2 separate regions of the Homo sapiens genome follow, and region 1 is linked to region 2. The links are chromatin contacts, found by Hi-C or POLR2A ChIA-PET in ENCODE. All regions are on one chromosome and are shown on one strand. Each heading gives the region's core, a stretch centred on a gene start or an enhancer-like site at or near the end of the contact. The rest is flanking DNA. Distances are from core to core; before and after follow the strand shown. Region 1 has its middle 39 kb from the start of GBP5. Region 2 holds the start of GTF2B (general transcription factor IIB).

Evidence for each region. A loop is a pair of places that touch in the nucleus more often than their neighbours do. ChIA-PET counts read pairs that join two places held with the same protein, here RNA polymerase II (POLR2A). Pooled maps may share reads with other maps.
Region 1: a pooled map shows a loop between it and region 2 (3-fold over the local background). The contact joins the enhancer-like site here to the promoter of GTF2B in region 2. A Hi-C loop is called at or near these places in 5 of 50 pooled maps. POLR2A ChIA-PET finds 5 or more read pairs at or near these places in 3 of 52 experiments (PC-3, T-cell and activated T-cell).

Annotation. Positions count from the first base shown.
Region 1 is chr1:89,308,860-89,314,317 of GRCh38, forward strand. No RefSeq gene overlaps it. Among named protein-coding and RNA genes, the nearest start is that of GBP5, 39 kb to the left of the region's middle. Within about 2 kb of position 3,003, at least 9 of the 41 ENCODE cell types and tissues checked have a DNase peak (open chromatin) inside an H3K27ac peak, as active enhancers do; they include PC-3, where a contact is called at or near this core.
Region 2 is chr1:88,889,791-88,894,941 of GRCh38, forward strand. GTF2B (general transcription factor IIB) reads right to left here and starts at 1,777. Exons shown (of 7, transcript NM_001514.6): 1 at 1,693-1,777. The coding sequence starts at 1,709. RefSeq lists an enhancer at 1,953-2,062.

The DNA.
Region 1 (5,458 bases), core at 1,753-4,252, 420 kb after region 2:
TTGTGTGTAGCTATAAATCATTAGTTTTCATTTATATTAAATTGTATAAAATATTCCATTCCGTAAATGAAAATGTGTGCAACCAAAAGATATGTGCAAGAATTTTCATAACAGTTTTTCTCATAATAGCCAAAGACTAGACATTACCCAATTGGAATTACCATAAATGGAATATTTTCTCTATAATTTATTTATCCAGGCAAGTGTTGGTGGACATTTGGGTAATGTCTAGTTTTTGGCTATTATGAGAAAAACTGTTAGGAAAATTCTTGCACATACCTTTTGGTTGCACACATTTTCATGTATAAATGAATACAAAAGTATTGCTGGAAAGGCATATGTTCAGGGTTAGAATATATTTAAAATGGTTTCATAGTTGAACTAATTTACATTCACACTAGCAGTGTATGAGCATTCCAGGTGCTCCACAAGCTCATCAAACTTTGATATTATTTGCCTCATTTTCATTTGGCAGATGTGTAGAGGTAACATACTATGATTTTAACGTCATAGAATTGAGCAGATTTTCATATGTTTATTAGCCATTTGGACATCCTCTTTTGTTATTTTGTCATTCAAGTATGTAACTGTTTTTAACAATCTTTTGTCACAGTGATTTTTTAAAGATCTCTGTGTGTGTGTTTGCATTTTCTTGAATAGCTTCTTATATGATTATGGATATAATATTTGCATTTGTCCATTGAAAGACATTTAGGTTGTTTTCAATTTTTCAATATCTCTATGAACATTCCTATCTTTCGACAGCACATAATCTGTAGCTCATCCTTCAATACTTATCTCAGAGCCAAACTCATACACAAACCCAGTCTCCAGGACACTCTGTCTTAGCCCACGAGACATGTTAAAGACCTTAGAACAGTTTATGAACAGAGCATGTAGCATCGGCCTCCATTTTCTTCCCTAGGAATTCACTTTCAGAGTCTCTTTCATAGGCTAGTTCATGATGGACTTCTTTACTATGCTAGATCATTTATCAGAATAAAAATTTGTTTATCTCATTCAAACATATCATCTCACACTACATGGCCTCACAAAGAAAACAGCAGATCAAGGAATGATTCCTATTATTTTTCTGTAATATTTGGGTGGTTTTCAAAGGGTGGCTAAGACTATGCTGAGTCATTGTCTGATCCTTTTGCAGTCATGATGATGATGGAAGTGATCTCTCACCTGTTGTATGGTAATACAAACTGAGATAGAGATTGTCATAGCAGCTTCTATAATCTCCACTTTCAAATGCAAGTTATCCAAAAAAAAAAAAAACCATGTGTCAGTGTAGTTGATTTTACAGAGGACGAGAGGGTATCTTTTTTCCTAAGTTTTATTTGCCCATCACAGCTTTGAAGGGAACCAAGAGCTCTTTACTCCACTGAAGCTCACCCCCTTTCTATCTTCCTGGCACTACTCTCTCCTCTGCCTATTCTATTTTCTTTTCTCTACTCACTATCTTTGCTTCCAGAATGAATCAAAATTTCTCTATCAAAACAATTTAGCATCTTTTTTTAATTACTTAGATTTCTGTTGACATGTACATCCTTGTATTCTCCCTTTCTGTTCCAGCAGACATATCAGTGAACTTAGAAATGTGCACCCTTTCCTCCCTATCAAGAATTGGGGATACTATGTTAAAAAAAACCTTTGTTTTATCTTTTTATAATATCTTGTCCATATATTTATTATGCTATAAGATAGAAGGGGCCATGTTTGGAAAATGAATTCAAATAGAGCTCAGACACCTTCGCTTTGGAAACTCTATGGCAAAATATAACATTATTTTGCTAGAACAGAAGCTGACTTCTTAGAAATGAGCCAATTATAAAAGTAGCTCTTCATTGCTTTCAGTTTCAATCTGAAGTATGTTTACAGGAAATGCCATTTCAAGTAGCCTTGAATGACCTAAGGGATTGTTTTTCTGGCTGGAAAACTTTTATACAAAGTGATTTTCAAACATAATGAGTGGAAATGTGTGCAATTTGGAGGGAATAAAGGGAGAAACATTATAGTTAAGAGCCTCAGCACCTCTCATTGCTGCTTTTCCAGAATAAATACATAGCTTTTAGCATTTTAAATCTTTCTACAAACAGCTGGCCATTTAAAAAAGCTGCAGCAGGGTCTATTTTGGGGGCTGATGGCATGGCCAGGAATCATTGTTTTTGGCCATCTTCAATTGATTTTCAGTGTAGTAATCATGGTGTGTGCTTTTTTAAAAACACAAACTAAGCCATTCACCTTTTCTGCACAAAGGTCATAGAAGTTTCCTACTGCAGGTAGGGTAAAATCCTTTCCTCTCTGATTGCCTGCAAGATCTTACACAATCTGGCTTTTGCTCACCCCTCTCCTCATCCCACATAATCTCAGCTTCACCACATGAACCTTCATTCAGGACCAAACACATCAAGCTCTTTCTCAATAATTTTCCTTCATTTATTTCCTAATTGTGCTTTTAGTAAAATTCATCTTAATTCTCATTTCCTGAGAGAAGGATCATTGGCCAGCTAATCTCAATTGGGCCAACACTTTTTCTCCTTTCTACACTTACTCATGGCACCCTGTATTAGTCCTTTACAATGCAGATAAGAAATTCAAATATTTCATTTGTTGGTGTTTAATTTGTTTAATATTTTATTTCTAATCTGAAAACCACATTATACTCAATGCCTTCCCATGCCTTTCACAGTGACCAGCAACCCATGGTCAATGGTCATACCTATGTATTTATTGAATGACTCAATGCAATTAGTTTAAAAGTGCTCTCTTTGAGTTTGCCTTTATTGTTCTGTGCCTCAAAAGAAATCTCTATTTCTAAGAGATAAACGTGTAAGGGATAATTGGAAGGATAGCTGAAAAAGGAATGAGGCCAGTAGACCTAAGTTCAGGCAAGCTGATTTATTGTCAGCCCTGCTGGGCTACTTCCTGACAAAAGCAGAGGAGGCAGCCCCACTTACAGACTACAGCAGGGCTTTATAGGGCAAGGAACTGGGTCAGGGTAGGGGAGTTGAGTTGGGTGTACAGAAGGGCTGAGTCGGGGTCGGGGAGCCGAGTTGGGTGTGGAGGTGTCTTGACTGCATCCTGGGAATGCTTTTGCCAGCTTTGTTATGCAAGGTGAACAGACACATTAACCACATCCTGTAACTGCCTGGACAAACAGTTACTGGCGGGGTCAGTGAAGGGTTTTTCTTTAGCCCTGGGGGAGCTGTGCAGAGGTCACAAAGGACTGCATCATAAGACCCACTGGAAGGGAGGGGAACAGTCTGGTTGGGGTGACCCTAACAAAATGTATTATATAAAACCAAGTAATTTTAGAAACTTTTCTTAGATTTGTTTTGTTACATACTAGAGTTTTGAATTTTATTCTGAATAAATTGAATAAATAATTTATTGAATTATTAACATTATCCTGAATAAAAATAAAAGGAGAATTATAATACACTTCTGAATCTGGAAGCACTTTGAATTAGATGACATGAAAATGTTCTAACCAGAAAATATTGAAAAAGATTAATAAAAATAGATACACTTACCTACCCATTGATAAAGCAACATCAAACAAGAGACTGGGAAATTACCGTATGAGACAATGGATTAGATCACGTTAACTTTATCTTCTCCACAGAGAGTTAAGCAATTTAAACATTTTTTACGATAAAGAAGACATGGTCCTTAGACATTTTTAAGTGGCTCTCCCCTCAACCCTTTTTCCTAGCCTTTATGGCTGCCTAGACTCCAGAATACCTATTTTGAGACTAGCCATGTGATTGAATAGAGATGGTTCTAATTATGCCATCTCAGTGGTTTCCAATAGTAAAAGGGGGATGATTTTGCCCCCAAGTGACATTTGTCAATATCTCAAGACATATTCTGTTGTCACAACTGGGTTGGTTAACACCACAAGTGTTGCAAAACTTTCTCATTAGTTCAGCTAAAACTAGTCTCTTGACACACAGCCAGGAAAGACTAGGCTCACAGACACATAAAAGGGTGAGGAAAACAGAATTTATTGGACAAAAAGGAAAAAGGAAAAATAACTCTCAGCAAAGAGAGAAGAGTCCTTCTAGTAGGTTTCTCACCTCTCAGATTGAATCCCAGTTCACTACATGGGAACAGGAGGGGCCAGGCTCCTCCCCACTGCAAATGGCATGAACTTCCCAAGGCTCTACCCCATCCTCCCAGTTCACAGGTGGACATCATTTAGAAATAATTAATTGGGAAAGGACGGGCTTCATCTGGGACCAGCAGTCTGGTTTTTCAGCCTTCAGGCTGTTTTAGACTTGAAGGCAGGGTTTCACTGTGAACCCTTGGCTGTCTCATTCCCCCGTCTAAAGAAGTACATCTAATTGCCTTTAGTATAAGGATAAGAACAAAGACCAATCTTAACTGCTTCCTGATGACAAGGGATGCTGTTTTGGGAAAATGGCAGTCAGATCTCCCCAAGAGACATATCTGAGGGTTCACAGCAAAAGGGGCCATTATCCGGGGCTCCAGTTGCAGGATCATTTGGTATTTGATGGCCTAAAGGTGAGAAGAGACAAACTGGATTATTAGAAAACATGTATCAAAATGAAATAAGGGGGGTGAGGACAGCTAAAAAATCCTGAGGCCTTTTACCAGCTTATACAGGGAGACGGGGTCCAAAAGCCCAATTGTTAAAAAAAAAAAAACTTTTACCATTTTGCTGGCATGTTGAGTTGCTGGGTTCCCATGCCCTGAGCCCAATCCTAAGCCAACCAACTTAAGGTTTGGGAAATTAACTTTTCCCAGTTTGTAGGATGTGTTGAGGGGAGTGTCCCATAGTACAGAGACCCAATTATCAGTGAAGAGAGAACAGAAGGAGAAAAAGGAAAAAAAGGAGTCTTTTTTTCAAAGGATTCCCAGGGGTTCAGGATGCATTCAAAAGGGGTACAGGCTGAAGATGAATGGCTTCTCATCTAGAATGAGGTGAGTGAGGCATCCCTGGTTCCCTTCCCTTCCTAGCAAATACCTGGTGTACCTAAGGTAGGGAAAGTAAAGTGTTCCTCTTTCTTTCCTCCATCATTGTATCCTCGAGCTCCATTGACCATGACAGTGTGCCACCCATGGTTGTCAAAGTGGCTATCACCCATGTGAACAGGTGGCCTAGGGGGTGTGGGGTATCCACTTTTACCCATGTATGCCCTATCTCCCCTACTGTCAGTAGCCTTTGAATTTTCTAGACCTCATGTATGCCATGAATACTAACTTGACCTATATCCGTGAAATGGGAGGCTTGGCTTAATCGATAGGAATCAGTCATACTCACCTGTGCTGCACCTTTTAACTTCCATCATTGTCTACCTCTGGATTCCTCAGATCCAATTTTCTTTCCTAGGGATTTGACCTGAATCTTGGAATTGAGTTTGGGACAAAAATGTGTCTCAGGGGGGTTGCATGGGCTCCTTATCATAAGCCAAATATTAAGGTG
Region 2 (5,151 bases), core at 527-3,026:
GGAGGACTGCTTGGACCCAGGAGTTCAGGACCAGCCTGGGCAATGTAACTAGGCCTTGTCTCCACAAAAATAAAAATTAATAAAATTTAAAAATAAAAAAATTAGCCAGGCACGTGGTGTGTACCTATGGTCCCAGCTACTCAGAAGGCTGAGGTGGGAGGATCACTTGAACTGGGGAGGTCATGGCTGCAGTGAGCCATGATCGTGCCACCTACACTTCAGCCCAGGCCTGTTCCATAAAATAAAAAATACTGCATTTAACTTTCTTTGTTGTCACTGATAGAAAAACTTGAGCAATAACTGCTATGATACATAAATTGCACATATCTAGAAAAAAATTTCAGACTTAAAAAGCCATGATAGAATTAAAAAAAAAAAAAGCCATGGTAGAATTTTAAGTCGTATTTGAGTGATCTGGGGAGCCCAAGTTTTCCATTTACCTACAAGGAGGCCTTACCCGACAGAACAACACCCAGATAGAATGACTGAGCATCCAATCCAAGAATCAGAATCAGTAAACAAGAGTGTCACTGGCTTTATGAGTTCTGTTCAAACAGTATATTAGCTAAAGCTGCCTCCCACCCCAAATTCCTTTTCTAATCATAAAATGTAAGTCTTGGCAGTTACCAGAAAAGGCTATTTTGTAAAAATGGCTTTCACTGTGAAATTAACCAATTCCACAGATGATAGCAGGGTCAGAAAAATAGTGCCAGAGTTCCAGAAGCTGTAGAATTAATTTGATACTTTCAACACAGGATTAGTTAACCAAAGGCCAGGTGTGGATAACAGGAAACAGGTTGTCTTAGACTCTACACTCTAACACGACTCTTGGAAAAGTCAACATTGGCATGACTCAGTTTACACTTATGCAAAAATACTAATATCTACCTCACAGTGGTAATGAGAGACATAATTAGGGTCTGCAAGCATTTTTCAGGTCACAAGATTAAAGGCTGTTTCTGAGGGTACTGCATGCATTTCCTGTAGATATGAGTACACTGCATTCTTAAATATATACTAAAAAGCGACCTCCCAGCACATATAACTAATTTTCTTTGGCAAGATTTTCTTCAGAAGTACACAGGCAACGATATTTGTAAACAAATCCTTTAGCAGGGAACTAATCAACTCTTCCGATGGCTCTAGCTTCCACTTCCGAGGCCCGCTGTGATGGTAACCAACCAGGTTCCATCTGGCTTACCAATGCTGACGTTCCCAACTTCCTAGCTGTCAGATCGATAGGAACCTGAAACTAACTGTTTCCCGTTCCTTTGAAAAGGAGAAATTACGGACCCTCGGGTTGTTTGGGCCGTAGATGAAAAAAACAAGCGGGGGGGGGGGCGCGGGGGAGGAGAGGAGGGAGGGTGGGAAGAAGAGAAAATAAAGGGAGATTGAAATATTGGGAAAAGATACGAGGGCAAGGACTGGGGACACAGTAGCCCACCAGGACCCACATAGGGTGATATCTACATAAGACTCCAGGGCAATAACGTCAACAGCTCGGTAACCCCTGCGACACCCTGACAGTCCTGCCGTCTGGAAGTGCCTTTGTCCCGGCCCGTCGGCCAGTCCCGCCGCTTCTCTCCCATACCCCTAGGCGCTCAGCCCTACGAGGCTGCCCGGAGGCCGCCTAAAAGCCGGCGGCGCTCGCGCCCGCCCCTCAGCTCGCCGGGCTCGGCGGGACATACTAACCGGCTGGTAGACGCCATCTTCACGGCGACTGCGGTGCCCGCAACAAGACACAACAGACACACCGAAAGCAGGAAGCGAATGTGGCGAAGAGACGCGCAGAGATGAGTTTTTATAGACGACTCACCCACGCAGTCGTAGCAGAGCAGGGCTACGGGTCGGGAGAAGGGCCAAGAACAGTGAGATCCCATACGTCACGTGCTTTGCGATTTCTTACGTTCTTACTCCGTTTCTGTAATTTGCTATGTTGCTAAGCGAGTCAACGTAACTACCTAGGAAAAGTCTCATGGGAACCCTGCAAAGGGGCTACAACAGAGCTACTCTCAATCTGACAGTTAAAACACAAAGAAAACCCTGGCTTCGTAGTGGTGCCAAAGCCTGCATCCCTAATAGTTTAACCACCCCTTCCTCTCCCACCTTCTCACGGCTACCTTCTCACGGCCACCACCTACCCCGCCCCCAGCCCCCCACCCCGCGTCAGGCACTCCCATTTGAGCCAGTTCTTACGTGCCCCAAGGGTGATTCTTTCTAAGAAATTTGAAATAAAAGGAGAAACTCACTTAGGTCATCCAGAACAGGTGTCTGTTCAGGATCTGTCATCAGCTAGCATGTTGTCTTCTTAGGCACGTCCTTTATACAGGTCATGTAAGTTTATATAGGTTATGGTATCTTGCCTTGCATACCCTTTTAGAATTGGCAGAAGATGAAACAAAACTACGTGAAACCAATGTGTACACAAGAGGCACGACGATATGGGCCATGCTCTGATCATTTTTTTTTCACGGCCTTTGTAACGTTGGCTGATAGCTACATATAGAAAACTTGCGAGAACATCTAGATATTGCAAAATATCCCTAGATTTATTAATTAGCCAAACTAACGTCAAAATTGTAATACCACTATTACTAACAACAATAACAGTTACCGGTGGAGAGTATTCACGTTCTTGGCGTTTTGAACAAAGAACTGGACACAACGCACAAACTAAGGAAAGAATGAAGGAATAAAGGCAGAGATTTATTGAAAACGAAAAGGTAATACCAGCTCAAGACTCCTTTTGCAGAATTTTCGGGGGTTTAAATACCCTCTAGAGGTTTCCCATTGGTTACATGGTGTACACCCTATGTAAATGAAGTAGTGGCTCCACAATCAGTCTGATTGGTTGTGGAAAGCAACCAATCAGAGGCTAAAGTGAAGTTACAAAGTTACACTCCTATGCAAGCGTCTGATTGGTTGCAGAAAGCAACGAATCAGAGATACTTTCAATTTCACATCTGCCACACGGCTAAAGTGTGTGTGTGTGTGTGTGTGTGTGTGTGTGTGGTTGTGTAGTGGGGAGGGGGTTGCAAAGGGAGTAACGTCTGGTTCTTTTGTTACTTAGGTGTGGAAAGTTGGGGTTTTCCTTTTTTTTTTTTTTTTTTGAGACGGAGTCTTGCTCTGTCGCCCAGGCTGGAGTGCAGTGGCGCGATCTGGGCTCACTGCAAGCTCCGCCTGCCAGGTTCACGCCATTCTCCTGCCTCAGCCTCCCGAGTAGCTGGGACTACAGGAGCCTGCCACCACGCCCGGCTAATTTTGTTTTTGTATTTTTAGTAGAGACGGGGTTTCACCCTGTTAGCCAGGATGGTCTTGATCTCCTGACCTCGTCATCCGCCCGCCTTGGCCTCCCAAAGTGCTGGGATTACAGGCGTGAGCCACCGCGCCCGGCCGGGGTTTTCCATTTGATTTAGTTCTAGGAAATCAGTGTGAATCTGCCTTAGGTTCCCTGCCTTCAGACAGTATTCTCCTGCGGCAACACTTTGCTGACAACTATTCTTGAAAATACGGGGATTGGTATTTTCATGGTGGTTTTCATGGGGCTGAGAACTTAGAAGATAATGACTGCTTCCTTCATCTGGGGATGGGATTTAAATGTAATGGAGCACTCACTGTTTTCTTGAGAAGGTGGGAGATACTAGCTTCCTTAGAAAGAAAAAGGGGTGCGAGAGGCAGGATTTTAGGAACTCAAATCTAGGTGGGAACCGGGGAGCATGATTTCTTTTTTCTTTCCCAATCCCAATCTTCTATTTTGTAATTCTGTAATTTTAAAAACTTGACTGTACTCTTGTGGGGGTTTTTTCCTCCCTCAATATTTTTGTCAAGTGCAACCAGGAAAGGGCTTGGGGGTGCTGCACCTCAGTCCAGTAGAGGTTTCATAGTAAAGCATCTTAACTTGGAGGAAGAGGAGGAATAAGACAACTGTGCATCTCTTAAGGATCCAGAACATGGACCTGCACCTAGTGGATTCATGGTAGGCATTCAATAATGTTTGTTGAAGGAAGAAATTGAAACCCTAGAAAAGGGAGGCAGCACTACTGGTTAAATTAACTCCTGCCCCACCTGGAGAGTCTCTTGTCTGTCATAAACTTGTAAGAATTTCTTTTGTATTAAAATAGAAGGCACCTTAGGTAAGCCATTCGTTTTCTTTTGTTAGTACAGCACTGGAAATTTACAAAGCATTTTAATCAACATAATCCCATTTAATATTTATTATTGATCTTGAGGTTAAAATACACACACACACACACACACACACACACACACACAGAGCTGGGGTTTTATCACTTGGGAACCAATAACCTAACTAGCATTCACCAAAACTTCTGGTTTGTATAATAATTGTTACTTAAATTAATTATGTAAATTAAAATGATTTAAAGCAATGGTTTAAATTAATTCATCTTTTTACTTAGAAAGTTATTCGAAAAGTTTATATCACTACTGTGAAATCTCAAGTTGATGTGCTATAGTTCATTTTAAGTATAAAATGTTTTACATGACTAATAAATGATTTAAAAATGCTTGTGACCCACCTGGCATCGTGAATCACGCCTGTAATCCCAGCACGTTGGGAGGCCGAGGCAGGTGGATCACCTGAGGTCAGGAGTTCAAGACCAGCCTGGCCAACATGGTGAAACCCTGTCTCTCCCAAAAATACAGAAATTAGCCAGGTGTGTTGACACACACCTGTAGTCCCAGCTACTTGGGAGGCTGAGGCAGGAGAATCGCTTGAACCCAGGAGGTGGAGGTTGCAGTGAACCAAGATTGCACCACTGCACTCCAGCCTGGGTGTCAGAGCGAGACTCCATCTAAAAAAAAAAAAAAATGCTTGTGACCTAGCTAGATTTCTTTTTTAAAAATCAACTTTATTGAGATATAATTACATATAGTAAAATTCACCTGTTTAAAATTTAATGATTTTTGGCAACTGAGTTGTACAACCATCCCCGCAATCCTGTTTTAGCACATTTCCATCATCCCAATACGATCTTTTATGCCCATTTACATTATATGCCTATCCCATTTCCAGCCCCATGACCCTCTAATCTACTCTCTGTCTCTATGGATTTGCCTTTCTTGGGCTTTTCATATAAATGGAATCATATGATACGTCGTCTTTTGTGTCTGGATTATTTTACCTGTCAT